Linked DNA regions of Mus musculus: all the other regions are linked to region 1. A link is a loop called in an ENCODE intact Hi-C map of the cell type or tissue named here. Cell type or tissue: heart. All regions are shown on one strand.

Evidence for each region. A loop is a pair of places that touch in the nucleus more often than their neighbours do. Peaks named below come from ENCODE experiments on the same cell type or tissue, not always from the same donor. Only the 100,000 strongest peaks of a DNase experiment are listed, where the experiment ranks them.
Region 2: a loop joins it to region 1, with 4 times the contacts of the local background. A loop is called at or near these places in 2 of 42 quality-filtered maps.
Region 3: a loop joins it to region 1, with 3 times the contacts of the local background. A loop is called at or near these places in 2 of 42 quality-filtered maps.
Region 4: a loop joins it to region 1, with 3 times the contacts of the local background. A loop is called at or near these places in 2 of 42 quality-filtered maps.
Region 5: it touches region 1 in a loop (2.6-fold over the local background); 2 of 42 quality-filtered maps call a loop at or near these places.
Region 6: a loop joins it to region 1, with 2.6 times the contacts of the local background. A loop is called at or near these places in 2 of 42 quality-filtered maps.
Region 7: a loop joins it to region 1, with 2.7 times the contacts of the local background. A loop is called at or near these places in 3 of 42 quality-filtered maps.

What each region holds. Positions count from the first base shown.
Region 1 is chr1:43,096,874-43,100,873 of GRCm38, forward strand. It overlaps AI597479 (expressed sequence AI597479), which reads left to right and starts at 1,837. Exons shown (of 4, transcript NM_133818.1): 1 at 1,837-1,989; 2 at 3,842-4,000. The coding sequence starts at 1,891. It also overlaps a transcript of Tgfbrap1 not described here. In heart, no CTCF peak of the experiment used is centred here; a DNase peak (open chromatin) is centred at 1,828; H3K4me3 peaks cover 2,343 bases; H3K27ac peaks cover 2,101 bases.
Region 2 is chr1:44,100,808-44,104,807 of GRCm38, forward strand. It overlaps Tex30 (testis expressed 30), which reads right to left and starts at 1,634. Exons shown (of 6, transcript NM_001356297.1): 1 at 1,521-1,634. In heart, a CTCF peak has its summit at 1,718; DNase peaks (open chromatin) are centred at 934 and 1,674; H3K4me3 peaks cover 2,539 bases; H3K27ac peaks cover 2,140 bases.
Region 3 is chr1:44,118,021-44,122,020 of GRCm38, forward strand. It overlaps Poglut2 (protein O-glucosyltransferase 2), which reads right to left and starts at 753. Exons shown (of 10, transcript NM_023645.3): 1 at 298-753. The coding sequence starts at 479. Bivm (basic, immunoglobulin-like variable motif containing) reads left to right here and starts at 1,948. Exons shown (of 10, transcript NM_144558.4): 1 at 1,948-2,254. In heart, CTCF peaks have their summits at 789 and 1,936 (motif pointing left); DNase peaks (open chromatin) are centred at 861, 1,391 and 1,931; H3K4me3 peaks cover 2,665 bases; H3K27ac peaks cover 2,618 bases.
Region 4 is chr1:43,932,024-43,936,023 of GRCm38, forward strand. Tpp2 (tripeptidyl peptidase II) reads left to right here and starts at 1,971. Exons shown (of 29, transcript NM_001310540.1): 1 at 1,971-2,230. The coding sequence starts at 2,066. In heart, no CTCF peak of the experiment used is centred here; a DNase peak (open chromatin) is centred at 1,898; H3K4me3 peaks cover 2,924 bases; H3K27ac peaks cover 1,832 bases.
Region 5 is chr1:43,443,358-43,447,357 of GRCm38, forward strand. It overlaps Nck2 (non-catalytic region of tyrosine kinase adaptor protein 2), which reads left to right and starts at 2,394. Exons shown (of 5, transcript NM_010879.3): 1 at 2,394-2,670. In heart, CTCF peaks have their summits at 2,243 and 2,860; DNase peaks (open chromatin) are centred at 2,354, 2,934 and 3,684; H3K4me3 peaks cover 2,763 bases; H3K27ac peaks cover 2,897 bases.
Region 6 is chr1:42,849,043-42,853,042 of GRCm38, forward strand. Mrps9 (mitochondrial ribosomal protein S9) reads left to right here and starts at 2,191. Exons shown (of 11, transcript NM_023514.4): 1 at 2,191-2,384. The coding sequence starts at 2,250. In heart, no CTCF peak of the experiment used is centred here; a DNase peak (open chromatin) is centred at 2,189; H3K4me3 peaks cover 1,757 bases; H3K27ac peaks cover 1,483 bases.
Region 7 is chr1:43,825,980-43,829,979 of GRCm38, forward strand. It overlaps Uxs1 (UDP-glucuronate decarboxylase 1), which reads right to left and starts at 1,860. Exons shown (of 15, transcript NM_026430.4): 1 at 1,636-1,860. The coding sequence starts at 1,729. In heart, no CTCF peak of the experiment used is centred here; DNase peaks (open chromatin) are centred at 1,152 and 1,992; H3K4me3 peaks cover 2,641 bases; H3K27ac peaks cover 1,911 bases.

The DNA of each region.
Region 1 (4,000 bases):
AAGAGTCTAAAGTGTCAGCTTGAGTGCTGAGTCCAAAAAGCCACAAAGACAAGTAGTGGAGCAAGTACTTGGGACCACATTTCCAGACATGAAACTGGCTGCTTCAGACACCACCTTCTTGCTACTTCTCTCCCTTGATGTCAATCAACAGGGTACAAATGTCCAGGTGGAAGCAACTGGAGAAGCATTTGACATATTTTAGGTGCAATCTTTACAACAGGGTGAGACAAGAATAATTTTATCTCAGAGATTAAAAAGCTCTAAGGGAGAGGAATCGGGCCCTCAGTGGTCCTGGGAATCATCCATACCTGGGCTACTTAAAAACTGACCCCCTTGCCCCTTCTTAGAGTTCTATGATCAGTAACTTTCTAATATCCCTCAGTGCTTCACAAGTACACATACCTCATGTATAATCCTTATTTCAATTATTCTTCAGCAGTTTCCTGAAGAAACTGGCGTGAGACCAGCTCAGCTTACCCAGTGAAAACTGGGTTTGGTTGTAAGTTCAAGTTTCCTGCAAAACAGCTACTCTAGCAACTAGTATAACCTTATAGTGAAGGAAATGGAGCCAATGATGCCATCCATGCCAGACTCATTATTATACGACAATATAAAGGTTAATTTGAATATATACTAGCACAATAATGTTACAAAGCTAAGGCATTTAATCCCATTTGAGAACATTTGGCCCAGCTTTAAGACTTGTCCTTTCAGGGAAGGTCACTTAGATCAGCTTTCCAAACACAAAAATAAAAGGACTGGATTGAATATTTTTAAGCACTAACATTAAAATTTCCTCCCAGCTCTGTAATTGTTTCTTCCCTGAAAGCATCACATAAACTGGAAAATTTTACAAGATGTCTCTCATTACTAATTTAACATCTCATTTATTTTTCAGCACTCTTTCAAGCATATTTTTGGTAGACTCCTAGTAGTTCATATTTTCATAAACAATGCAACAGTTTCCAATAAAACGATACATTATAGAGCATACAAACTATGCTCTCATAACAGGTATGAAGTACAACCTTTTAATGTGCAAAAACTTGAGGACTCTGTCTCCTATGAATGATGAAAGAGATTTCTCACACAAATACTAGAATATAGTTGAAGCCTACAATATTTTGTTAAAGTAAAAACCACGACTTCATTGTAATTATTAGTAAGCGCAAAGGCAGTTTGCTTGGTTCCTGTCACTGCCAGTCTGTGATCTCCAATTATCCGTCCTATTGCTCATTTTCCTCATACCAGAAACAAGCATTCTAGTAGCACATCAGGCTGATCTGGGGAGTAGTGTAACAGTCGCTGGACTGGCGCTACTACTTTCTCTTATTATTTCCCACACGTAAGCTGGTCGGTTTAAAGATCTTTCCAGGGAACAATACTTGATGCTTACCATGTCCGAGGAGAGGGGATTACAGAGTGTTATTTGGGCTTACTTTATGTAGAAGGGAGATTAGGCAATAAACGATTGAGACATTGTAAAAAGCGAAAAGAAGCATGGCTTCAGACATGACAATGCCATCTGGGGTCACAGCTGTCTGCCCTCTTGTTCCATTCTGTCTCTCCACGCAGTCGGGAGAATCCCTGAGGCCTCTGCCATGGGACGTCACAGGGGGCGGGACCAATGGCGGCCAGCTCGCGTTGCTTAGCCTCCGGTGCTTTCGGCGCAGCCCGGGCAGGACTCTGCTCCGCTCTCAGTCCCAGTTCGTCCTCTTGGCTGAGGTGCGTCAGCCGAGTCGGCCAGCCATAAACTCTACTCTCTGGGAAAAGCATCGCGTCTCGGGCGCGCTGAGTGACACCAGAGTCCCGCCCCCTCACGTCACTTCCGCGACGCTTCCGCCGCAGTGCCTTGTGGGAGGCCGGCCAGGGGGTCTCCTGGCGACAACCATGGCGGGGGATGTGGGCGGTCGCAGCTGTACGGACGCGGAGCTGCTGCTGCACCCTGAGCTGCTATCCCAGGAGTTCCTCCTCCTCACCCTGGAGCAGGTGGGGCGCTCGGGCCGACCGAGGACGGACGGGCAGCCGGGGACAGGCAGGCCTGCGGGAGGCTCGTGGCCGCTCCCCGCCCACACTGATCGGATGGGGCTTGCCTCCCTTGATCCCCAAAGGAAGCCTCCAGAGAGTGACTGGAACCCCCGGGAAATCCTCTAGAGCTCGGAAAGGGTGTGACAGACGACCTCCGCTGCCTGTGTGCAAGCAACGGCCTGCGGAAGAGATAGACTAGAAGAACAGACCGGGAGGGAAGAAGTCTGGGGCAATCAGGGCTGGATCCAAAACATCTGAAAATTAGTCTGTTAGGTAGCTTCTCGCCTCTCTTAGAGACAGACACTCGGGTCTCAGAGAGATGGACCTACTTCTTAAGATCATTATCAGGACACAGTAACCGTTTGGAGAACTTAAAGCACCTAGCTTTCCAGGTGGTGCATGCACCCCCCCCCGCCCCCCGCCGCCCCTGCGGTGTGACCTAAGATAATAGCAGATCATAAAAGAAAAGTGTGATGTTTTATTTAAAATGGCAGAACTGCTGAAAGTTTCTTTAGAGTTTTATGTGGCACGTTTTGTATTCCATGTGGTTTTGCCCCCCCAGTACCGTATCTTTCTCTAATTTCTTGAAGTTCTCAGTCACTATTTTAATAATGACTTTTAACCTGTGATTCTCAATCTTTTACTCACACCAGGATAATCAAAGGCTTACTAAAACATGTTATTGAGCCCCATCATCTGCTTCTCATTAAGTTCGTTCCAAATGTGCCCTGATACTGTATTTTAACGAGTTCTTGCTGATGACCCAAGGACAGCACTTGTAAGCACTGCTGCCAGAAGGCAGCCCCTTCAGTGCCATCCAAGCAGATGACATCCTCTGGGAATGTTGTCCAAGTGTATTCAGATACTCCCATCCCAGAGTAAATGCAAGTTGAAAGCCAGCAATATACTGTATGAAAGAGGAATAAGATGATTCAACAACTTAAAAATGAAATCAAACTAAACAGCTGGCATTGTTTTTGTTTTTTTTCCATTTTTGCAAAGCATACGTTTCCCCAATTTTTCCTGTGTGTTTTTGCAATATTGTGCTCCAAGATGTTGAGACAGAACTGGGATATGAGAGAGAATAAGTTATTTAAGTTATTTAGGCATATAAATATATATATAAATATGCCTAAATGGTTGGACTGTGAATTGAATGGTGAAAATGCGGTGGGGCAGACTGCTAATGGTCTATTGTTACTGTCATCAGAATGGAGAGTTAAGTTTTCTTCTGCAGTAGTGCTGTGTGTGTGTGTGTGTGTGTGTGTGTGTGTGTGTGTGTGTGTGTGTGTTTTGGAGGTGGGGGGGGGGTCTCCATAATAAAGCCAGTACTTGGTGTACTTAAGGCACTGGGTTCAGACACCAGCACCAAGACAAAACAAATTCAGGCACCCACCACATTAAAGGAAACATGAGACATAAACACAGACTGAGACTGAGCTCCTACTCCACCAGTGTAATGGTCCGACTCAGTAGCTGCTTTTTTTTAATCTGTTTTTCTCAGGCAATGTCCCATTTTTATTTAGATTAAGAAGGTAGTGAGGTGGTGGAATATATGCCTAAATGGACTCTACTTCTGGACTTGGCCAGCAGTCCTCTCAGTGAGGGCACGTGGTCACTCTAAGATGAAGCTGAACTTGATAGAATTTAATGGGTCTTTAATACCCTATCTAATAATACAGTTTGGCTCTTAGTGAGTGTGAAAGTAGCTTTATAATTTACTCAAGCATAACGCTTTCACCGTGTTACATGGCTAGGCAGCTTTTAAATGAAAGATGGCGTTTTGAAGTTATTTTTGTTTTCTTTCACACAGAAGAACATAGCAGTTGAAAATGAAGTAAGGGTAAACAAAGACAACCTTACCGACCTTTACGTCCAGCATGCCATACCGTTGCCTCAGAGGGATTTGCCAAAGAATAGATGGGGGAAGATGATGGAGAAGAAAAGAGAGCATCATGAAGTGAAAAATGAC
Region 2 (4,000 bases), 1.0 Mb after region 1:
TTAAAAAAAAAAACCTTTGTCAAAATAAGCCTCTAATTTTTTTCTTTTTTCTTCTCTTCTTTCTCCTCTGTGCTCTTTCTAGTCTTTTAAACTTGGGGAACACAATCACTCAAGAGAGTGAAATGGGGAAACTAATGGAAATACCCTACTGCTCCTTAAAAAGACTTAAACTAACATATTAGTCTTGCACCTCTATCCACATCAATGCACTTCCCCTTCCAGTTCCAAATATATCAAGAACTGCCAGTTTTTGTGTGATCTGAAGGCTTTTATTAATTCAGACTAGTTTTATAGATTCCCCCCCCCCCCGTTGGTTTAACCACTGCTTTTTAAGAGTTCATTATTCAACTGTTAATATCTCCAAGGTGTCTTTCCCAGTGACTACCCCCCCACCCTCGCAAAAGCCAGGTTGGGTGGGGCCTGACTATAATCTCAGGATTTGAAAGGCAGAAAGGAGAATCTGCAAATTTGAGACCAGACTGGGCAAGACCCTGTCTCAAAAACAGAACAAAACAAACAATAACAAAACTAAACACAAAACAACCAACCAACCCCATAAAGAACTCTTTCCTGTCACTTTAATGGGATTTCAGAAAAACAGTACACTTAGATACATGTTTTTAAGTTAATATCAACCTGGGAAGCTCTTCCAGACTAACCTGTGATTTTAAGGAAAACGGCTTTCCTCCAGACTTCATTATGAACTTGTTCTAGACTGCTTCAGCAACACCGAAAACGTCCCATATGGTAAGCGCTCGAAGCGACTGTTATCTCCGCCCCCCCCCCCCCCCCCACGCTTTAGATAAGGGAGGACGGAAGCCTGGCTCAGCCTCAGTGTCGCCCCACAGCAGAGGGAGAACACTGCACCAACCCACCAACCCGGTAGAAACAAGGTGACGACTGTGACACAAAACAAATATAGCTGATGCGGTACGGGGTTCAAACGTCCTGGACAATCAAGCCAACAGTTTAGGGGGGAGGGGCTACTCACACTCACAAGGTAGTTATTTTCTGGTAGTTAGCTTCCACTAAGCTCCCCAAACGCCACGGCCACCCGACTTCCAGTTTAAAAAAAAATAAACATTTACTCACTGTCTGTTCCGTCTGCAGCACTACCTAGGCTGTCACCGCGCGAACAAAACTGTGAGTTCTAGGATCGCCGGGGTCGACCAACCATACGACCAAAAAAAAAAAAAAAAAAAAAAAATTCCAAACCCGAGGTTAGAGGTCGACGGGAACCGTCGTTTATTCGCTTAACGAACGCGCGCGTCCCGGGCCCGTCTGGGAGGAGGCTTAGCTCCCGTCACCCCCAACAGCTCGTGAGAGTCGCCGCGGCCCGGCTCCACCTGCCCGTCGTCCTAAACCCGTGTCCACCCTCCTCGGCAAAACAGACCGTCGGCGGCTGCCGGCCGGGAGCGCTTGGCTTCCACGGACGCCTCGGGCGGAGGAGAGCAGCAGCCCCCGAGGAGCTGCCGGCCGGCCTCACCACCGCTGCCTCCACTTCCCGCCGCCGCGCTTACCAGCGAACGCACGAGTGACCGCCAGCGCCCAACCGCCCTCACTCTCTTCAGGGAGCGAACTAACACGCTCGAAGCGACCGCCTCGCCGCCCCCGTCAGCGCGGCCCGCTACTGCGCTGGCGCACGCAGGCTTCGCCCGGGGCTCGTGGGGCGCGCCGCGAGGCTCGCCGGGAAAGAGAGTTTTCTGCCGGCTTTTAGCTCGGCCACGCCCCTCGCGGGCGCCTGGAGGCTGGACTCCTGAAGCCGGAGTCTGTATGCTGGGACCGCCGAGCCGAGCGCGGGAAAGGATTTTCTTGTCGCTGCCTTGGCTTCTTCCGGTCTGATCAGCCCATCGGAAGACACGGAGTCAACCCTGACAACTTCTTTCCTCACATCCCGCCGTGAATTCTTTATCCCTTTGCATTTCAGGCGGGTACGATTCAGTACCTCGCGGGCATAGGACAGCTATGCATGCGGCCCAAAACAAAATCTTGCACTTAAAATTCTCTCATTCTCTCTCTCTCTCTCTCTCTCTCTCTCTCTCTCTCTCTCTCTCTCTCTCTCTCTCTCTCTCTCTCTCTCTCTCTCTCTCTCTCTCTCTCTCTCTCTCTCTCTCCTCTCTCTCTCTCTCTCTCTCTCTCTCTCTCTCTCATTTATCAATCATCTATCTATCCATTCACCTAAAGTATTTTTATTTTTTGGCGACTTGACCTCGTAATTCCCTGTGCGCCAGGCTAGGTTAAGCCTCCCACATTACCATTGCCTGCTTTGTCTACCGGTCATCAGAAGGGTGGGTTGCTAGCATCCTTGTGCCCATCACTTCATTTGGATAACCCTGAGGGTATATAGGACCCATCCACTCAGTCCCACCCAAAGACTTCGTACCTTCCTCTTTAGAGCCAAATAATCAGAATTTCCTCCTGTTCTTTCAGGGGCTTTGCCACTTCACCCCAAACCTACCAAGCAAGCCCAACTGCAGAGGTTTGACTCTTCCAGTTCCTCAGATTGCAGCTTTTACTTAGGACTTCATCTACATGTCCTTTTTGTCTTTTTCCTTAAGGAGTGTGTGTGTGTGTGTGTGTGTGTGTGTGTGTGTGTGTGTATTTATTTGACTGACTCTCCTGATTAGGATAACACGTGGCAAATGTTTACTAAATGAATTAAATCCCCCTTATGCACTTGGTTACCTGCCCTCTTCTGACACAGTACATATTAAGAAACAACTAAGGGAAAGCCATTTATGACAAGTGCTTTCTCAAGTTACAGTCTTAACATTTTTAAATTAACACTTCCTTATTGTCTGTTAACCTGTCTTCCTTCTTTCCCTCCTCTGCCCGTTTTCTTCCCCAGACTCTCTCCTCTCTTCTTTGGGTTCTTGAGTGTGTTACAGTGTCAAAAACCAGGAGCCAACACTGAGATGTTGCAAGGGAAAAATTTTACTCTTACAGCCAGACAAGACTTAAACTCTCCTCAGTAGTAGGAGAATAAAAGCAGCCCAGACCAGAAACAGGCCTTTTTATGGCAAATGAGCAAGTGATTTTTAAAAAGACAGACAAAAACAAAACAAAACAAAAAACGGAGCCAACAAATGGAATTTTGGAGTTATTTTTATGAGCATAGGAATGGTACATACTCTGAGTAGACAGTGAACATACCATGAAACAGTTTATGGTCACCAATTCTTGCAAGAATGGAAACAGTTTACATTGTATCATTCACAAGATTCCTGCAGAAAAACATGAAAACAACAAACCCGACTAACCAACCAATGACATAATCAAGGTGACCTCTAGACGTGGGTGTGCTTATGGTGTGATCTGTCCCTTAATGGAGTCCGTACTGCCACTGTCCGCTCTACCACTAACACATTGCCAGCTCAGGTCTGATACCTTTTCTATGCTTTATTTACCTGTCCTAAGTTTCAATTTCCAGTAATTGTACACTCATTTGCAGCTATCATCAAATTCTAAGGGCATCTTATCATTTCTAGAGGAAACTTACCATTCCCTCTCTTACCTTTCACACCAGACACCCACCAATATGATTTGTGACTATTGAATGGAGTCACAGAATGAGATCTTTGATCTGTCACCTTGCACTTGGAATGTGTAAGTGTACCCTGCTTCTTCTTCTCAAATAATTCCTATCACTGAATCCTATTAAACAGTTTTATGTATCCGTTTACTAGTTTGTGAACATTTGGCTTATTGTGAATCATATTGCTACAGTGTTCAGATAAGACAGTGGTGCTTTTGAGAGAGAAGCAGAGGGAGATTTTAAGAGATTAAGCTGAAGGCTAGGAAGATGGAGAGAGGGTTCTCAAGGCAAGAAATGTTAAGAATGCCCCATTAGAAGAAGAAGAAAAAAAAGAGGCTAGGAAACCCCCACCCCATACATCAGAAGGATTCAGCCCTGCTAAATGTCTTAATATTAATTAACCCAGGGAAACATTTCAGATTGTGACTTCTAGGATTGTAACAACACATTTTTATTGTTTTAGAG
Region 3 (4,000 bases), 1.0 Mb after region 1:
AGCCTCAATTCCCATCTAAACAGCCAAGAAGAGAGCTGTTATTTTAGCAATATTATTTACACTATACATATTTCAGAATTATTAAGTCACAGAGAAAAGTTGATTTTGAAGGAAAAGTCTATTATAACCAGATGTAGACAGCACTCGAGAATTCTGGAATGTAAATGGACAGCAGTAAAGACGAGTCGGGGCATATAAAGATGAAGGACAAAACCAAAATAAACAACAGGAACAAAAACCCCTCGAGTTATTTTAAACCGCGATCTCAAATAGTTGAGGAGTCATTTCTCCACTTACTGTTCCCCTGAGGTATCCACCGCCCGAATGTAGAAATAGCGGGCAGGAAGGACCACGTGTGCTTTTAGCCCGGGTCCCCATATTTCGCTCTTCTCTGGGCTCAGCCTCCTCTCTCCGCCGGTCTGGGCAAGTGCTGGCACAGTCCCCAGAAAAAGGCAGGAAAGCAGCGAAATGCTGAACATTTACAAGACCGAGTCTTGGAAGATCCACGAATAAATGCAAACGTGCTAAGTGGACGGAGCTAGCCTGGGTAGGTAGGAGGACGGTGGTCAGTCCTAGCAGCAGTCAAAGTCCCTAAAGTGTCGCTTGACGTGCGGGGTCCGCGCGTGGGACTATGCTGTGCCCAAGAATGTCACAACCCGAGCGGTGGCATGTCCAGGAGAAGGATGCCACACGTTCTGCTGAACCTGGTTAAGAACCGCAGGCTCCACTTTCTCCGGACAATGACAAACTTGTGTTACTCTTGCCACTAGAGCATCACTTTGGGAACGAATCCGTCGCAAGTTCTAGCCAAGGTGAGAGGAGAAGGATTGGCCTGCGCTGTGACCAGTCTTAGTAAAGTCTTCTGCTAGTGGATGAGTGGGTCAGAGTGGAAAACGCGTCCCGGGCCCCTTAGCTTCCTGGGATATGTAGTCCGCCATAGGACTAGCGGAAATCCTGCCAGGAGTTCACCCCCAACTACTTTCGTCCCTTCCCTCCGTCCCTCACTCTCCCTCCTCCTTTCTCCCCCCCTACCTTCCTTTCTACTTCTTTTTTCAACTTTGGAGCACGGCTTTCTGGCAACCTTAAATACTACAGTTGCGCAACTAGCATGTCTGGAGTCACAGCAAAGATTTCCCAACTTATATTTTGTTCAAGGTATCCACCGCAAATGGCAGGTATATAGTAAACGCTGAAAGGGAGGCTAGGTGTTATCAATGATACCCAGTCACTCGGTGCTATTCTTGTGCGCTCAATGGGACGAAAGATTCTGGGCCTTGGGTAGGAGACTTGAGGATGCAGATCTGGTGTTGCCTTCCAGCACCAGAGTTCCGGGACCCAACAGGAACAGAGGTATTCCCCAGCGGAGGGCCTAGCCCAGGCACTGCGGTGCGCTCCGCCTCTCCGTAGCGCCGTCACTGCCTCGTTGCAGGACAACCCCCACCCCCACCCCCACCCCGCCGCGCCCCTGGAAGGATCTGGGTCGAGCTGAGTCTCTGAGGAGAGATGTAAGGGATAGAAATCACCAGAAGAAAGCTCGGCCTGAGGGGGGTGCATCCGTGGGTATCCCTGTACTCTCTTCAGGAGCGGGTCTCCACGCTGCGCTAGCGGATCCCAGGCACCCGGCCTGCAGTGGCCATCCTCTCTTTGCACCCTCGCTTCTCGGCCAGTGAGGTCAAGAGGAGTAGCAGGCTTTGTCCTCCCTCCACGGGGTAAGGGGCGTGGAAAACATAGACGGCCTGGTTGTGAGCCAAGGCAAGGGGATTCTTTTTCCCCCTGCCCCCCCCCCCCCCCCGCTATTGTTATTATTGGTGATATAATCATTCATCGCGGCCTCCCCTCCCAGCTCTCAGGCTGTCACTGTCTGCGTGCCACCAGCCTCTCCAGTCCCTAGCGCGTAGGAAGCGGCCCCCTTCAGGCCTGCGCGCTCCCCCTCCTGGCGAGCCTTTTCTTCCGGCTGGGAGTGAGGGAGCAGGCCGGGAGGAGGTTACAAGGCTTTAGATCTGGTCTTGGCCAGTGGGGACTAGGGACGCCTGGCACTGGGTTGGCCACCGCAGGACAGTAGTGGGAACCCGGCACAGTAGCGCTGCAGCAGTTGCACTTGCAACATCCCTGCTCTCCCGGTTCTCCTCCACCTGCACCTTTGTCACCTTCAGGTGCTTCGGAGCCTCAAAGAGGGGGCAGTGGGAAGTCTCCTGGCTCCTCAGAGTCTGAACTCCAGAGGGCATCATGTGCTGCATGAATCTCATACTCACAGGTAGGCCTCCCAGGTCTGGTCTGGTAGTCTAGGCAAGGGCGCTGATAGAAAAGGGGGGCGGGGGGGGCACCTGGCTGCTGTCTTAGCAGCTCTTATCAATCCTCAGCAAAACACTTTTCTGGGTCTCAGTTGCTTTCTATGCAGAATATTGATTATACTGTTTGTGATATGTGGAAGGCTTTACTGAGATTTTATTGGATGTCTAGCTCTCTACTGAATGTGATACTTCAGCATGTAGACACGAAAGGCACATAAATGGAAAAGAATAAACTCAGGCAATCGATATCGGTTTTGCAAACAGTATGTTTATTTGACAGAATTGTTCATTCCAAAGACTTTCATAAGTCATTCCTCTAGTGCCGTCCTAGAAGCTTGGGGTTTATATTGCTTATGAGATACTGTGAATAAATTGAGTGGTATTCCGCAAGTCCTAATATGTTAATCAAAACGAGGGAGAACAATTTCAATAATGCCTAGTGCATTGTAGACACCTAAAAATGTTTGTTAGACCTGGCTTCTACAAGACTAGGCCTGGAGATGCAATTTCAGGAAAACTAGACTTTCAGGAGTTAACCATTTGTGTACACACACACACACACACACACACACACACACACACATTTAGAAAGCTTAATCATATTCTAGAAAGAAAAGTTCCTCACTATGGATAGGGTATCTGGCCTAGTTAGAACAGCAAAAAAAAAAAAAAAGTTCTTCAGAAAGTGACATTTGAGTATAACTTTGAAAGATGGATGAGAATGAATAATTAGTAAGGGGCTACAGGAAGACAACATTCAGAAAACCAAAAAGTAATGTGGAAGGACAGAAGAAGGTATGTAGGGTAAGGAGTTGATCTTTTGCTTCAATAGCTGAGGGCCTTAGGCAGAAAATTTCTATGAGGATATATATGTAGCAGACTTTACTCTTTGATGTCTATGCAGGGATCAGACTAGAAAGAACAGCTCAAAGGGTGGGTGGCATGAAGTTATAAGCATAAAGATAAAAGCAGATATAAACCCCAGATAGCTGCAGATACAGTGCTGGACAATCAATCAGCCTTCATAACTCCGTTTTCCCTGAGACTACCATTGCATCTTACTAGAATAATCTATGCCTGTAATGGTCTTGTTTCCAGTAGTTGTGGCTTTCTTCATTCTAAGAAAGCAGGCTCTGAGTGAAGTCCTAAGGATACCATAGCAGAAGCCCTTCAGAGTTTAACTACAAAGGGTGGAGATGCAGATCAGTCACGGGATGCAAAGAAGTAGAGTGCCAGCATGGGTTCTGGGTCATTCTTTTTCATTTTCTGTGAATATCTTCTGATATTTCATAATTTTCTACAATATACTTTGTGTCATCAAACCTATAAATATATGTATTTTCAGAGATATTCACATAAAACAGTGGTTCAAATGAGGAAATGTTGATATCTTTCATTTTCAGTGACAACTATGTAAAATCTTCAGGTAGATGGCAGGTTTGTTTGTTTTTTTTTAAGATAAAATGAGAGCAAAGAGATTATTTTTATTCAGTGACCATTGCTTAAAGCATACAATCCAAAACCAGATGGTTGCATGTTTTATAAATCAAGTGTTTTACTCTTAACAGCTTCATCTCCTAGCAATTTCCATTGTATTTTTTCATTCATAAATGAACCTGTTTCCCTTGGCAATGTTATTTGGTTAGCTTTGGTTATTTGAGCTAGGGTCTTGCCCGGTGTGTACTGGGCTAGATCAGAAGTAGCTGTGT
Region 4 (4,000 bases), 840 kb after region 1:
CATGCCCCAGTGTAGGGGAATGCTAGATCAGTAAGGTGTGAGTGGGTTGGTGGATGGGTGGGGGAACTCGCTCATATAAGCAGGGGGCCAGGGGGATGAGATAGGGGGTTTGCTCCAAAGGGTAGCAGCTGATGGCTCTGATTTTATAAGAGACATACACGTGGGAATCTTATACTTATAACTAGAATAGCCTGGTTTTTTTTTTTAAGATTTATTTATTTTATGTATAGGAGTACACTGTAGCTGTCTTCAGACACACCAAAAGAGGGTATCAGATCCCATTACAGATGGTTGTGAGCCACCATGTGGATGCTGGGAATTGAACTCAGGACCTTCAGAAGAGCAGTCAGTGCTTTTATCCGCTGAGGCATCTCTCCAGCCCTAGAATAGCCTGTTATAAATGGAAATATGTCTAATTCTCATCAAACTTCTAGGGAAAAGCTGCCTTTTCTTTCCTCCCTTCCCTCCCATCCCATTTTTTGTTCATTTTAATCTTAAGATTTACTCATTGTTTTCATCAACTTTGTAATTGTAAGTTAACTTAATCCAAAAGAAAAAATTAACATTCTGATCCCAAGAAATTCTTTCAAGTTACAATTTAATATATTTTAATATATTTGCTCATAGAGCAAAGTATGAGGAGTCAATGGAAATGCTGTGGTTTGAAACAAATGGCATACACGGGATTCTAGGAACCTGCCTCTTAAACTGGAGACCATAGAAATGCACAGGGCCCATGATTGAATAGGAAAAAATTATTTTCATCCTCCACATGTTCTTAATTATGAACACAGGCAACCTTTGTTATTAAAGTGTGTAGTTTAGATATATTCAAATGCCATTTACAATTGTTTTCCAATTTAAAAATAACATTAGTTATTAGACTTGACGATGGCTCTGTTATTTAATTTTAAAAAGAGCACACATGTAATTACTTACATATATGAAACTATTGCAATACAACAAAAATTAAGTTGTTATAATTCTTTCAACCGTCTACTTCCTGTATAATCCTATATATTTCATCTTATGCATTTAAAGACATCTCTGTGGTAAGGTGTCTTGAGTTTGTCAATGGGATAATTAAGATTACTCTGGGCGCCTTCTTGCTGCTGGGACTTTTGGAGTAGACACAGCAGTCGCTGCCACTAAAGAGAAGAATTACCACACTTATGGCTGTGGTTCGGTGCTCAGTATTTCAGAGGCCTCCAGGCAGGCTACACACTGAAAAAACGTGCAGAATCTCTCACTGGTACAGAGTAGATTTGTCACAAATAGGAAAATATTAATTCACCCCCACAATATTCTTAATTATGAATGTTGGCAACCTTTGTTACTGGATAATCTGTGTAGTTTAAATTTCAAATGCCATTTACGATTGCTGTCACTGTGCATCCTAATGGGAAAAAAACCCCGCAAACTATGGCTCGGTAACTGTGTTACAAAGAGGAACTTCACTGGAGAAAAGGCAGGTATTTTTCTGAAATTCCGGATGCCAAGGGTAAGTAAGCCACGAAGACAGGAGGGAGCTCATTTCTGTCACGTGTTTTGCTTTGGGGACTCTGGCGACAAAACAGCCGACAACCCACTTCCTGTTGACTAAACAGCACCTCACCCTGCCAGAAAGGCCGGGCCGCTAAATCTGAGACTTCCGCGCTCGACTTTACAGGCTTCCGGTCCGCAGCGGGTTAAGCCAACCTCGGCGGCGTCGCGAGGATCCCACGCCTCAGGCAGACAGCCCGTTCCTCTCGCTGCTTCTCACGGAGAGTGACAGCTCGGAAGGCAAGAACCTCCCTCCAGTGCGTTGTCATCCGCAGCAGCGCACACTCCGTTCCAGCTCTGCAGCCTGGGTAACATTCCCTCGTCGTGACTCGTAGCGGCGCCGTTAGCTTACGTTGAAGCGTATGATTGGCTAGACACCTCTGACCGCACACGATTGGGTACTGGTGGCCAGGCTCCGCCCCTTCCCCACCTCCGTCCCGCGGTAGCCGGGTGTCCTCGCGCCGCTCGTCCGCGCGCTGCCTGGCAGTTTGCCTCTTCCTCGTCTGTCCTCCAGCTTGCGTCCATGGCCACCGCCGCGACCGAGGAGCCCTTTCCTTTCCACGGTCTTCTACCAAAGAAGGAGACCGGGGCCTCCTCCTTCCTGTGCCGCTACCCGGAGTATGACGGGCGCGGGGTGCTCATCGCCGTCCTGGACACAGGGGTCGATCCCGGGGCCCCGGGCATGCAGGTGAGGCGGCGCCCAAGGGCCCGTAGCCCAGAGGGCCGAGCCTGGAACAAGGCGGGGACCGGACGGGCCGGGGCGGCCCGGACAGCTCTGGGAGACCTCCAGGCCCTGTTCCCTGTCCACACAAAAGCGGTGTGGTCAGCGTGGCTGTTCGGGATCGGGGGCCGCGGGGAAGCTTTGCTGGTCAGCCTGGGCGTTCCAGGCCCCACACCTCTTCAGGGTCCGCACCCGACCTCGGCATGGGAAAATTTTACAGTTTTATAGGTCTGGGAGGGCGCGGGAGCGTGGGGGGCACCAACGATAGGGGTAACAGCCTTGAAGAGATCCTTAGTGATGTTTAAGAGATACTCGTTTTGGCAAGGCCAGCAAAGTGAGTTCCCAGAATTCGACCCAGTCCGCTTCCGGAATGGTTTCTTCTGATACTTTTGTTCTATTTTTAAGTTATTTGCTGGTGTTTGTTCAGGGTCCTTGAAATCTTTTGGGTTAGTCTTTTTTTTTTTTTTTTTTTCAAAGGGCCCGACTAATTTGTTTCGGGCGAACTTTTCAGGCCTTATAAAATGTGCATTTTAAACGAGAGAACATACTTTGATTACGACTTCCTAAAAATGACTTCATTTCCTTTATTCAAGTTAGAAGTCTTTAAGAGCAGGGACCTTACTGATGTTAAAAAAAAATGCCTGAATAAAATGTATTCTGTGTTTAAATAGCCTCTTACTAAAACCCCCTCATAAGTACTCTCTAACCTTTGTTGAAGAGCTTATCTGACTAAAACTAGAGTTTATTTACCCTCTTTTCGGTCCGTGGTCAGTTTATCAAATAGATAGATTAGATCACATTGATACCATCTTATCCTTGTTCCTCACAAAAGAGGGATACTAATTCCTCTCCTCCTAGCCCTTGATTTGTTTCCTCCAATCTTTAGTTTTCTCATTGTGCTGCCTAATAATTGACATAAATGGATGGGAAGGTAATTGACGTACATGTTAGAGGTTATTGGAAAGGATAGGAAAGAAGCCTGTGTGGACACTCTGGGACTCTCAGGGAATCCTGCTTCCAAGTGTTTGTTACTTCTTCCCCTTTCTGGTGCACACCTGAGCCCTGAAGCACACAGTGTCAGAGTCTCTGATTAGAAGTTCAAGTGACTACAGTTATTTTATTAATAGTAATTGCTAAGGTTTAAAACTTGGTAACAGCAATGACACGTTGTGAATTTATTACACAGTGGAAGTGCTTCCCAATACACAGGAGTGTGTGTTTACTTTTTGTAGGGTGTGGGAGAACAACTAGGGTAAGTGGCTCACTAGTTCTTAGCGTTAGAGGTTCAGAAAATCCTGAAGATTTTGGCGTAGTACTACTCAGTGGACATTTGTAGAATTTTTGGTTCTGGTTAGAGTATTTTGTTTCTGTAAAGTAACAGTTTTTACCCCATAGGATTACTTGATAATTGAGCAGCCAACACACATGATTTTACAGTGCTAAAGTGTTAAGTACTTTTTTTTTTTTTTAAAGTCCTGAATAAACACTAAATGCTAGCAGAAGGAGTTCATGTTGGGTCATTGTCTGAAGGGAAAATATGCTTGATATTTACACAAACATTAACATTTAGTCAATAAAACATTGAACCAAAAGAAAACATAAGATCATCCAGCATTTATTCTCAGATTCTAAACATGATCTTTTGTTTAAATTCAGCAAGGAACTTACATGGGTGACTTTGATTTTTTTTTTTTTTTCTTACCTGAGGAAATTATTTTGTAGCTCTGTGTGTACATC
Region 5 (4,000 bases), 350 kb after region 1:
TTCTCTCTCTCTCTCTCTCTCTCTCTCTCTCTATATATATATATATATATATCATCGATAGCTGTGTCTAACTAATCTGTCTTGTGGTGGTTGAAATAGATTTGGCCCCACAGACTCATGTGTTTGAATGATTGGCCTACAAGGAGTGGCACTATTAGGTGGTGTGGCCTTGTTGGAATAGGAAGTACATCACTGTGGGGGCAGGCTTCAGGTCTCCTAGTGCTCAAGCTCTGCCCAGTCTCCTTCTGGCTTCCTTCCGATCAAGATGTAGAACTCTTGGCTCCCCCAGCACCATATCTGCCTGCATGCTGCCCTGCTTCAGACCATGATGACAATGGACCGAACTTCTGAAATGGTACTCCAGCCCCAATGAAGTATTTGCCCTTATAAGAGTTGCCTTGGTTATGGTGTCTCCTCACAGCAATAACACCCAAACTAAACTAAGACACCTAGCTGCATATGTATCAAAAGATGGCCTAGTAGGCCATCACTGGAAAGAGAGGCCCATTGGACACGCAAACTTTATATGCCCCAGTACAGGGGAACGCCAGGGCCAAAAAGTGGGAATGGGTGGGTAGGGGAGTGGCGGGGAGGGTATGGGGGACTTTTGGGATAGCATTGGAAATGTAATTGAGGAAAATACGTAATAAAAAAAATGTGGAAAAAAAACCTAAGACACCTCTCTCTCTCTCTCTCTCTCTCTCTCTCTCTCTCTCTCACACACACACACACACACACACACACACACACACACACACTGATCTATCATCTATGGATTTAATTGGGGGCTTGCTTACAATTCCAGTGGCTTGGTCCACTGTCATCACGGTGGGAAGCTTGGTAGCAGCCAGGCATGTTGCTAGGGAAGTAGCTGAGAGCTATACTCTGATCCACTGTGCAGCAAGCACACAGACACCCAGACACACAGGTGCTGGCTAAGTTCAAAGCTTACTCCCAGTGACTCATCTCCTCCAACAAGGACATACCCTCCTAATCTAAATAGTTTACTAACTGGCCTGCAAATATATGAGCCAAGGGGAGTCCTTCTTGTTCAAATCTCCCTGGAGATCTTATACAGAATCAGTGAGAGGAGTCTGAGGCCACTTTTCAAAGCAAAAGCTTAAAAACTGTGTCCATATCGTCTTACTTATTTAGCATAAACTAATTTTAAGTAGGGCTAAACTATTGGTTAGAGTTCTGCCTTCATTGTTGTAAAGCTAGATAGTAACAAAGATGAGGTCTGTAACAAAGAACGGATGAAGCTAGCATCTCCGACTGGAAGAGACTGTTGGGTGTGCTGATTTTGTACAGGATGCCTCCTAGTGCCCTCGTGTCAGGCTACGTGCCAGGTACTTAACATAGAAGGCAGGTAAACATCTCATGTGATAAAGCCGAGGAAGTTGTGAAACACCTGTGTAAGGTGACACAGTTCAGGAGCCTACGGTCAATGGCTGCGAGGACTATAGCCAAGCTTCCTCACGTTACTTATGCCTGGGAACTTCCTATAAGAAGGCAGGCAACTTTTCTTTCTTTCTTTTTCTTTTTTTGTTACGTAGGGTGAATTGTTTCTGCCTTAATAAGGAGGAAACAAGGGCTAGGGTTGAATCTCATTAACATAAATGTGAGTCGTCCGACCTGAAAGCGGAATTTATTTGAATATCAGGGGTTCCTTTGGGGTATAAGGAGCGAAGGAGCTTGGAGAAGAAACCTCTGGATCCAGTCCTTCTCTTCGATCCAGGGTTCTAGCTTTCCAAGTTTGCTTATAGGTTAGCTACTACTCAAGTCTGGGAGAGCAAGGTTTCCTTCTAAAGCTTTCTCAGCCTCCTGTACTAAAGAATTCCTGGGCTCTAATAAACTGGCCAGGACGCTGCGGAGGCAGCTGAGGTCGGGTTTCCTCTCCTCCCCCACTAGGAAGTGGTCCCGCCTGGAGGTTGGGGGTGGGGGGGATGGAGTAAAAAAGTGTCTGGATGGGAAAGTAAATAAATGCAAGGCAAATAAATAAAGAAAATGCCCACAAGCAATTACTGGGAGGAAGTGACATTTTTATGTAAGTCACTTTTCTGACAGACACCAGGCCTGTTTGGCTGAGAGTGCCGTGGGAATGCTTGGGGGGCGGGGTAGGGAGGTCGCTGTAAGGCTCCCGACGCACAGCCGGGTGCGGAGACCACCCGGTCTCGTGGGCTGCAAGTGGCACCTCCTTATCCCTAGCAGCCCCTCCCGGGTGCCCCCAGCTCCAATCTAGAGCGGGTTACGGCTTGAAGCCCCCAGGCGGCGCTTTCCCGAGGCCTGGCTGGGACTCCCAGGTGGGTCCCCCGCCCCGCGTGCGCCGGGCTGGGCCGGCCCCTGGGCGGCGTCACGGCAGCCAGGGAGGAGCGCGGGCGGGGAGCGCGCGGAGGCGGGCGCTGCGCGGGAGGGTCGCCGCCGCGGATCGCAGGCCGGTGCGCGCGGCCGAGCGGGCGGCGGCGGCGACGGTGGTGGTGAGGAGGGCTCGGCGGCAGGCAGGCTCGGGGCTCCCGGGCCGGCGGGGTCCGCCGGGTCCAATTGCGTCCGCTTGGTGGCGGGAGGAGGGAGCGGTGCAGACAAAGAGCGGCATCTGGGCGGGCGCAGCGCGGCCGCCGCCCCGGGACTCGCGCTGCTGCCCTCCGGCCTCGGCGTGCACTGTGCGGCGAGGTAAGGCGATGGCGGGGGCTGCAAACTTGGGCCGGTCCGTGGAGTTGGAAGAGAGGGGCGAGCGGGCCGCGGCCGCCCGGGGAGGGCCAGGGAGCGCGTACCCCTGCGTACCCGGCCGGTGCCCTCAGCCCCGCCGCGGCCTGGCGTCCCCGGGCACCCGCACCTCGGATACACACACCTTCCTGCGAGCCCTCGCCTCCCTCTGCCTGGGGCTGGCGTGGGGGTGGGGCGCCCTCCGCGGGCGGACTCCGGGGACCAAGGACCCAAAGCCCTCGGGAACACTAGCAGCCCTGGCCTGTGGGCGGGCGTGGGACCGAACAGTGGCCAGGTCGCCGGGCGCGCGTGCCTGGGAAGAATAGCCTGGGATCTGAGGGCCACAGCGCTAGGAAGCGGGAGGCTGCGATGGCCGGGGAGAACTTCCAGTATTTAGAACTATTCGTGATCCGGCACAAAGCTGCTGTCACGTTCCATAAAGGAGGTCCTTGCCTCGGCGCAGGGCGCTTTTGTGCCTGGTTCCTTCCAGTCCCTGCGCCCGGTCCCGCATTTCCAAGACTTAAACCTCCTCAACCAAAGTTTTTCCCGGTTGCTCTGCCCCCTCAGTTTATTTATTCAGGGCGATTTAAGCAAGTGGTTCTGCAAGAATTTGATGTGTGACTTTTAATGCCCCGGTGGCACCTCCCTTTTGAGCGCTGTTAGCTTGGCATTGTGTGGAGAGGTTTGATTTGCAAAACGCTGTTATTTATACACAACAGCGATCCTCCCGGAAGGTGTGCGCGGGTGGTGGTTAATGGATAGCAGAGGTGACTTACAGTAGTATTGTGAACAGCTTGGGGACACAGCTGGGTGCCAAGTGGAGTGGGCCCTGCCACCCTAACCCATTCAGGTTGGCCGCTTCCTCCTTATTTGGCTCTCCTTATTTTGCTAACAGGTTTAAGGCCAGTCTTGCCAAGTTTGCGTCTGTGTGTGGGATGAACAGGTCCGAGTTTGGGCTGGAGGTGCACAGGCCTGCTCCTTGGTTGACCCAAAAAGAAACAGCCCGTTGGCCAGTGGGCGTGGCTTGCTGGTATCCTCCCCTGGAGACTTCTCTGCTCCTCTCCCAATACAGGCTTTTCTGCAGAGATTTTGAGGAGGAATGAGAATAATTTTGGGTGTGTTTCCAGCCTGGGTTTTTTTTTTTTTTTTTTTTTTTGGTATAGTTAGCAACTGTGGTTTTTCTAGTCTAAAGGTCACTACTTTATCAGAACATCTCAACTGTGCTGTGGGCACTCCCTCCATTCACTTTCCAAGTGTTTATAGATACAGAGGTAGAAACCGGACTTTCTCGTGCATG
Region 6 (4,000 bases), 250 kb before region 1:
TTTTCTGGATGTTTTGTGTCAGGTTTTTTTTTTTTTTTTTTAGATTTAACATTTTCTTTGACCGAGGTATCAGCTTCTTTATGGTGTCTTCAAAGCCTGAGAATCTCTTTACTGTTATTTTGACAAAATTCCATTTTATTTTACATATGAGCCCTTATGCCTGAGATTCTCACTACCCCCTCTTATATTTTGTTTGTGAGGCCTTTGAGGTTCCTGTTTGAGTCCCTAAATTTTTTATTTTCAGATTTTCTCTCAGTTTTGGTTTTCTTTATTGATCCTGTTTTCTCTTTCAGGTCTTGGACTGTTTTATTGATTTCCTTCCACTGTTTGTATTTTCAGATTTATTAAAGGGGTTTATTAATTTCCTCTTTAAGTACCTCTATCATATTCATGAAGGTTACTTTAAAGTCTTTGTCTTCAACTAAGTTTCAGTTCTCGGGCCTGTTGCTGGGATCTAATGGAGACATGTTATACTGGCTGGTTTTTATTCTGTTTTTATGATGGCATGTAGGCATCTGGGTTTGGGGATGTTTGTAATTCCAGGTGCTGACATCTGGTCTTGCTTTTGCTGAGTGGGTTTCTTTTCCTTGTTTTTTGTTTGTTTGTTTTCTCTGGTTCTTAGGAGTCTGTGGTGGCTGTGTGTTGCCTGGTAGAATGCTTCTCAGATCCAGCCAGTTGTGGCTACTGGGGGTTCCAGGTACAATGTGTTTCTTGGTATTGAGAGCTGACATTTAGGAATGAAGATGGGCTGGAGGGGAGGAAGTAAGGAGGGCTGCAGAGGGAGGGAAGGTGGGTGATCTACCAGGGTCTGTTTAGTCCCCTGGGAATGGGATCAGAGAGTGAGAAGAGGCCACAGCAGTTCTGCTACAGATAAGACTAGAGGATTGGATTTGGAGAGATAGAGGGAGAGGTAAAGATCTGGAGTTAGCCTACCTGCTTTTCTGGCCAGCACTGCCTCGCCTCTAACTTATTCTTCTTCTCCAAATACTAGTCCTGGACTTCTGCCACTGAATGAAGAGATTTTCACTAATGTAAAGGAAACAAACAAAGGGGAAAATAATGATTTCCCCCCTTTACTACAAGCATCCTATTTGGAGGGGTTTTTTTTCTTCTATTTTTCTGAAGCTATGCAATTTCTATTTCCCTAGAGCTGTTTTATGAGGTGATAACTGTACGATGCCAGCACTTACTTCATAACTTAAAAAACAGATTTCTAATTTACATGTATAAATATTTTGCTTGTATGTATATGTGTCTGTACATCACAGACATGGTTGATCCCCTTGAAATTCAGAGAAGGTGTCAGATTGTTTAGAGCTGTAATTATAGATAGATAGGTAGATAGATAGATAGATAGATAGATGTGATAGATAGATAGATAGATAGATGTGATAGATGTGATAGATGTGATAGATAGATAGATAGATAGATAGATAGATAGATAGATAGATAGATAGATGTGATTTTCCACAAGAGTTCTGGGGACCAAACCCAGGTCCTCTGAAAGAACATAGAGTGTTTTTAACTTCTCAGCCTCTTACTCGGTCACCTTGATCTCGTTTTCTGAGTATGTTTTAAACTTCTAATGATAATTTCAACATTATCAAATTATTCAATGATAATTTTCAACATTGGAAAACCCTTTAAGAGTGATTTATTCAACCACTTGTATCTGGTAGAGATAACCCTAGACTTAGGGTTAGGAAGTTCAAGTTTCAGAAGGCAAAGACAGTTCCTGTGTCTGCAGCCACTCTTAATGGCTTTAAGGCTCAGAGGCAATCAGGGAGAGCCATGAAGTTGAGCAGGGAGGTGCTTTTCCTCAGCCTGTGGGTCAGACAGCTAAGAGTCAACACAATGTGTTGGAAGCCAGAATGGTTAGTTGCTGGAAGAAGAATGTCTTGAAACAGATCTTTAAAACGGGCAAGTTCAAGGGGGAGCAGAAGGCCCTTGCGGGAAGGCAAGCGGACAGGAAAGCCAGCTTGGATTGTTGGAGTGAGAATAAGACTGTGGAAGGCTTGTCTGAGCGTGGGTACCAGGAACTCAGCTAGGACTACAGCTGCTAGTAAGCCGAAAGCCATGTGCAAGGCAACCTGCTGCCGCGCACCCAATCAGCGGCGAGGGGCTGGACTACAGAACTCCGCCCCTAGTTGCAATTGCTAAGGAAGCGCTTCCGCCTGGGAGGTCTGCGCCTGCGCAGTCTCCAGGCTCCACCCCTTTCCCCTCCCGCCAGGATGTTTCTTACGGCCAACATGGCCGCCCCCTGTGTGTCCTGCGGCCGAGTGCTTTCCCTTTGGTTCACTCCCGCTGTTAGAGCTAGCCTCTGCCAGAGGCCCGGGTACTGGACAGCCTCGGCGGTTGGCTGGCAGACAGGGACCAGGTTCCAGGTAAGGTCCTGGGAGCTGGAGCTGGCGGTCCGTGTGGTAGGGTGACGTGAAGCCGGCCCACCTTCCAGGGCTGCCAGAGCCCTCAAGGTAGAGGTCGGAGGTCACGCTTGGGGATCGGGGAATCGGCCGCGGACGGATCCTCTGCAGCCTCTCCCTGGGCTTTGAGGAGCAAAGGGTTCGGCAGATGGAGTTGGGTGGCTGCCTGGGTCTTGTGATTCGTCCCGGGGAGAAGGGGAGCCGAACTCTGCGCGACCCGGAAGATGTCCTGGGCAGAGTCAGTCTGTGGAGCGAACTGAGACTTTTTACAAGTGCTCTGCGTTTGCGGAATTTCAGTTTTTGTAATTTTCCCGAAACTTGTGTGTGTGTGTGTGTGTGTGTGTGTGTGTGTGTGTGTGTGTGTGACATTAGGAGAGCAGAATTTGACCGCTTCGCTCAATTCCGGGGTCGGTGTGAAGCTGGGATTTCTAGCTTGAGTCTTTGCTTGTCGCCCGTTTAATGTGGCTCATTAAAAGTGGGAGAAAACGAGCTTCGGCTGTAATTGCACTTAAAGTGTCTGTGGCATATTCTACCGGAGATTTCCAGTAGTCCTTTCGGTGGGTGTGCCCGTGACACAGGAGGAGACCTAACTTTGAAGTCCTGTTACCTTGCAGGTTCTAATGGAAACCCAGGGAATAGCGCGCAGATGGTGTCCTGCAAGAGTAGGCAGATGAACAGGCCGAAAGAGAGGTCTCAAGAGATTGAGAACACGCGGTCAAACAAGTGGGGGTTGGAAAACAGAACAGTTTGAGTAGAAAGAGTACGAAATGTTGGAAAAGCAGTACTACCACCAGATATTGCCGAGAAGTTAAACGCTGGATCTTAGAACTGTTTTACAAAATGACTGGCCACCTTTTTCTGTTATTTGATGTTGTAACATAAACCAATTTGTCCATTGATCTGTTAAACATCTGGGTTTCTTGGTTTTGAAAATTGGAAAATGTGTTGGACATTTTTATTTCTTCTATACATCTCTTTGAGACACATAATTGCATATGAGAGGAACTGTAGCATACAAAATATGTTTATTGGTAATGATTATATGGGCAGGTGGCTCTCACTCTCCTATATTCTGAACCTAGTGTACCCTTCTTCTTTCTCTTTATTCTTATAATTATGTGTAAACAAACACATTTTACAAAATGAGCCTCGCTGGGTCACATCCCTTTTACCTTTTTAATTTACAGGGGGAATACATGTATGTGTCTTTTATTATGTCTAAAGCTCATTCCGGTTGCACACTGCTTTCTTCCCACGGATGCATGCATACACATTGTCTTGGTTACTTTTCTGTTGCTTCGAAAAGACACCTGAACAGGGAGAGACTGGGGTTGGCACAGGGTTTTGAAATCTTAAAGCCCAGCCCCCAGTGGGATACCTCTAACAACAAGCCCCTCCCCCCATGTATGTATACACACACAAAGACATTTAGAAACCTTTTTTTTGTACAGTGCCTGCCGAAAATACTAATGTTTCTTAATGTTCATATTAAAAATCACTTATCCACGTCTGCATATAACATTAATAGCTGTATTTCTCTTGGGGCCCATGTTTTATATAAAAAAATTAATGACTTTATG
Region 7 (4,000 bases), 730 kb after region 1:
TGCTGTGCCCTGTTACCACTGTCTACAACTGACAATGTTAACAACTGAGAGAAACATGATGGTCAAATGAAAACTCTTGCTATAGCTTCATAAATTCCCTATTATCAATTCTAAACACCTATGCCTCACTTCGGTATCCCTCCCTAAGTAAATCAGCCCTGAAATTGCTATCCAGAGACCTGACTTCTAGACCCAGATCACTGCCTTTCGGGCTGGAATGAATCTTGGCCCTCTAAGATTGATAAAGGTGCTAATCCCTCATGCTTTTAATTTTCTCACCCATAAAACACTATTACTATTCATATTTACCTGTATTACCCCTGGCAGGATAAGGATCATACCTATACATACAGTTAAGCACTCAGCTAACTTAGGCATTACTAATAAAACAGTAATAATTACTCAGCTGTAAGGGGTCTTTTTCTTGAATAATCATCTTCTTCAATACAGACCACACTTGAAGTTAATTCTTCCTTCCTTGCTGAAACCAATCAAATCTACCAAGCCACCCAGATCTAAAACTTCTCCTAGCAACCAGAAGCCTTTCCAGAGCTTCCTGGCTGCTGCTGCTGCTGCTGCTGCTGCTGCTGCTGCTGCTGCTCCTCCTCCTCCTGCTCCTCCTCCTCCTCCTCCTCCTCCTCCTCCTCCTCCTCCTCCTCCTCCTCCTCTTGCAACAGCTGAGCTGTAGCAGCCAGTCTGCATCCTACTAACACCATCATCCCATCAGTTGAACCCACGTTCCAAAGTACCTACTCACCTGGGAATCAGACCCTGGAAACTCAATCACTTAGCAGTTTTCATTCGAGTATGTTTGCCTGGGTGGCCAGGATTCAGAAGGAGCTCACTCACTCTGAGAGCTATTTTTAGCCCAATTTTGGTACTTGGTAAAGTAGTAATAGCTGTTATATCCAGTTGCACAGAGCAAAAACAAACAAACAAACACCAAAAAACTAGACTTTGCCTTCTCTGAGAAGCTGAGGGCCCCTCAAGATAAACAGGCTAAGGATCCAATTGACACCCGCCCCGCCTGCCCCCTATGCTGTGCCTCCTTCCGCGACACGCTGGAGGAGTACCTGGTGGCGCGGGAGGAGAGTGGGGAGCGGGGAGTGTGAGACAGGATATCAGAGCATGGCCACACAGGGCATCCACGGAGAATGGCAACACTCAGCTGCTGAGTAATTTTCCTGCGGAGCAAACAGTCGGAGCAGGGACCCTGCCAATAGCTATAATATTTTTATCCTACTTAACCAGCACCGTCCCCAAGGATGTCCCCGCGCCGCACTCTCCAGGTTCACCCTAACCCTAACCCTGGGTGCTGTGGACAGCACAGCACAGCGGTTCGGGTCAGTACGAGCTGGCGGGCGCTGCGAGGTTGGCCGAGTCCGCAGTGTCTACAGCTCGGGGAACGTGTCCACCGCGTCCCGGGCAAAGGCCCCAACACCGGCCACCGGTCCGACGCCGGGCCTACGCGGAAGCGGGCAGCAAGCAAAGCGGCCAGCGGCTCCACAGCACAAGTTCAGCCTCGTGGAAGCTGTGAACCGGTCCCCGGCCCTGAACAGCCTGCTGCTCGGCCGCAGCGCCCGCTCCCCGCCGCGCGGGAATGAATGGGCTCCCGCCCACCGCGCACGCACTCACAGGCGGCGTAGGCGAACAGCGCGATGCCGAGCAGAAGCTTCATCCTCCTGCGGTTGACTGAAGAGACAAGGCGCAACAGCCCCTTGCTCACCATGCCCGGGAACCGCTCGGGTCCGGGGCCTGCCGCGCCGGCCAGCCGCAGCACAATGCGCGGCGGCCCGAGCCCCGCCCCCGTGCACCAGCCCCACCCCCGCGCGCCCGGCTTCCTGCCGGCTAAACCACTGCGCTCGCGCGGCTGGGTCCCGGCCTCCGGCTCCGCCCACAGCCGTGCCCCGCCCTCATCCTCCTTTTCCCCGCAAGCGCAGTGTAATCCCTGAGTTTTCAGGATGGTGTCAATCAACCAGGGATGGGTGGGCACAGTGGGTGGCTCGGAGCGCGCATGCGCAGCCCAGTGTGCTTGCCCCCTTTTCGCTGCTGGGGTAGCGTTCGACGTTTGGCGCGGATCTCGGAAGTTCGCCTGCAACTTGCAGGGCGCTTGCGCGTTCTTAGTCCTACACGGCCGGCTGGGCTGTGGCCTCGCGCTGTTGGAGATGAAGAACTGGTTTGCTGTAATTGGTGTGTCTTGACAGTGAACAGTTGAGTTTCTATGAGTGCGGGGCTAGTAAGTTGCCTTCTTAGCTGTTCTTTTTGCAAGGCAGGAAAGTGATAAATCCCAAACGCGCCGGTGAATCGACAACACTTCTCTTCATTTTCTTTATTTTAAAGATGAAGGGTATATTATCATGAAGAGGTTGTTAATCGTTGGAATTTAGGACAAACCACACTGCAGTGGGAACAGCAGAAATGAGCAGGGATCATTTCTGGTACAAAGTGTATGGGAATAATTTCAGAACAACAGACACTTTGCCTGATCATAGTTACCAAAAGCGAGACAGAATGCTCTGGTTATGTCTTCTCCTTAAGCATAGCACAATGAGATCTGAGGTACTTTTCCTCTCAGATGTTTGAATATTAATGAGACTCAGTGTTGGCAGACAGTTTCACATTCATAACAACCCTGATAAAAGATAGAAACATGAGGGCTGCTTGAAGACCTATGAAGAAAGGGTTGCCATCTTCAGATTGTATGAGTGTACTGTAATGTTGGGATGTCTGCATGGTTAAGGAGGGAAGAACATAGACCGGAGACTGTGACTCTGGATTTTCATGTCTCCATCTGTAAGTCATTTCCAATTCAGGAATTTTCTGGTGAGTTTTAAGAACTAAAAACTATCCATTGAAAGGACAATTTAGAGCAAAAGCTCCACATCCTATCAAATAGGCAGACTCTTGTCAAAAGTAACTACATTAATAGTGTAGAACACAGAGGTTCCTAAAAGTGACCCATAAAACTTTGCTTTGAGCAATAGTGATAGGAAATGGTGAATTAATCAGTTGATTTTGGACTGTATCACCCAGTACTGTATTGTACCTGTCAAGCTATATCCTAAGGGAATGCATACAAAGAGTCTTCAGAAACACATGTTCTGCTAGGCCTTAGGGTATTTGATAGAATCAGAAAAGTCCTCTTTCCTTAAGATACCTTCCATCCATCTGTCAGGAAATTGTCATAATAAATGCATACCCTTTTGTCTGTAACATTGTACAGATCTATGGTGTATATCTTAAGTGCATCCAGGAAAGGAAATGGAGTTGAATGATATTCCCTGTGCACTAGGGGCTGTGGAGCTGGGTAGGTATATCTGCTCTGATGGGGTTTTCTGGAGTGCAACTGGATTATAATTACTACGAGAGCTCCAAAGAAGCAAGCTGCTGAAACATGAAAAACCTCCATAAAATAGTCTCTCTCCTCATGTTCTTCCCTGTTTGTCTCCATTGACAAAGACACATAGTCAAGGGCATAGACAGGGGAAGGAGATGGTACTGAACTGAGTCAAATGGAGGGAGGGAATCACCATACAACTATACAGCTTATAACATAGTAAGAAACATCAAGTCATATATAAAAGAGAGCATGTGGGAAGAACAGCAGATTGTTCATTTTAAGGTGATAATTTTGAAAGACAACATGTATGTGGACACATACAAGAGTAGGTACTTTACTATCATACTTCCTGTGCTTGCAGGTGACCAGCATAAGGCAAAGGAAGAGTTAATGATGTGGTGGCAGAATCTGCTTTAGAAGGTGGTGTGCAGATCCAGCTGGGTTGTGTGTGTGTGTGTGTGTGTGTGTGTGTGTTTGTGGATGGGGGGGGGGCGTTGCTTAATGTCAGTGGGAAATAACTAAAACATCTCAGCAGAATGAAACATAGAGTCTGGAGGGAGATAAAAGCAGAAGACTCCATGCAAGGATATCAATTTGTTCATATTAAAGCACAGAGGACCCAGTTTAATATGCAGGACTCAGCAGAAGCAGAGTAATTCA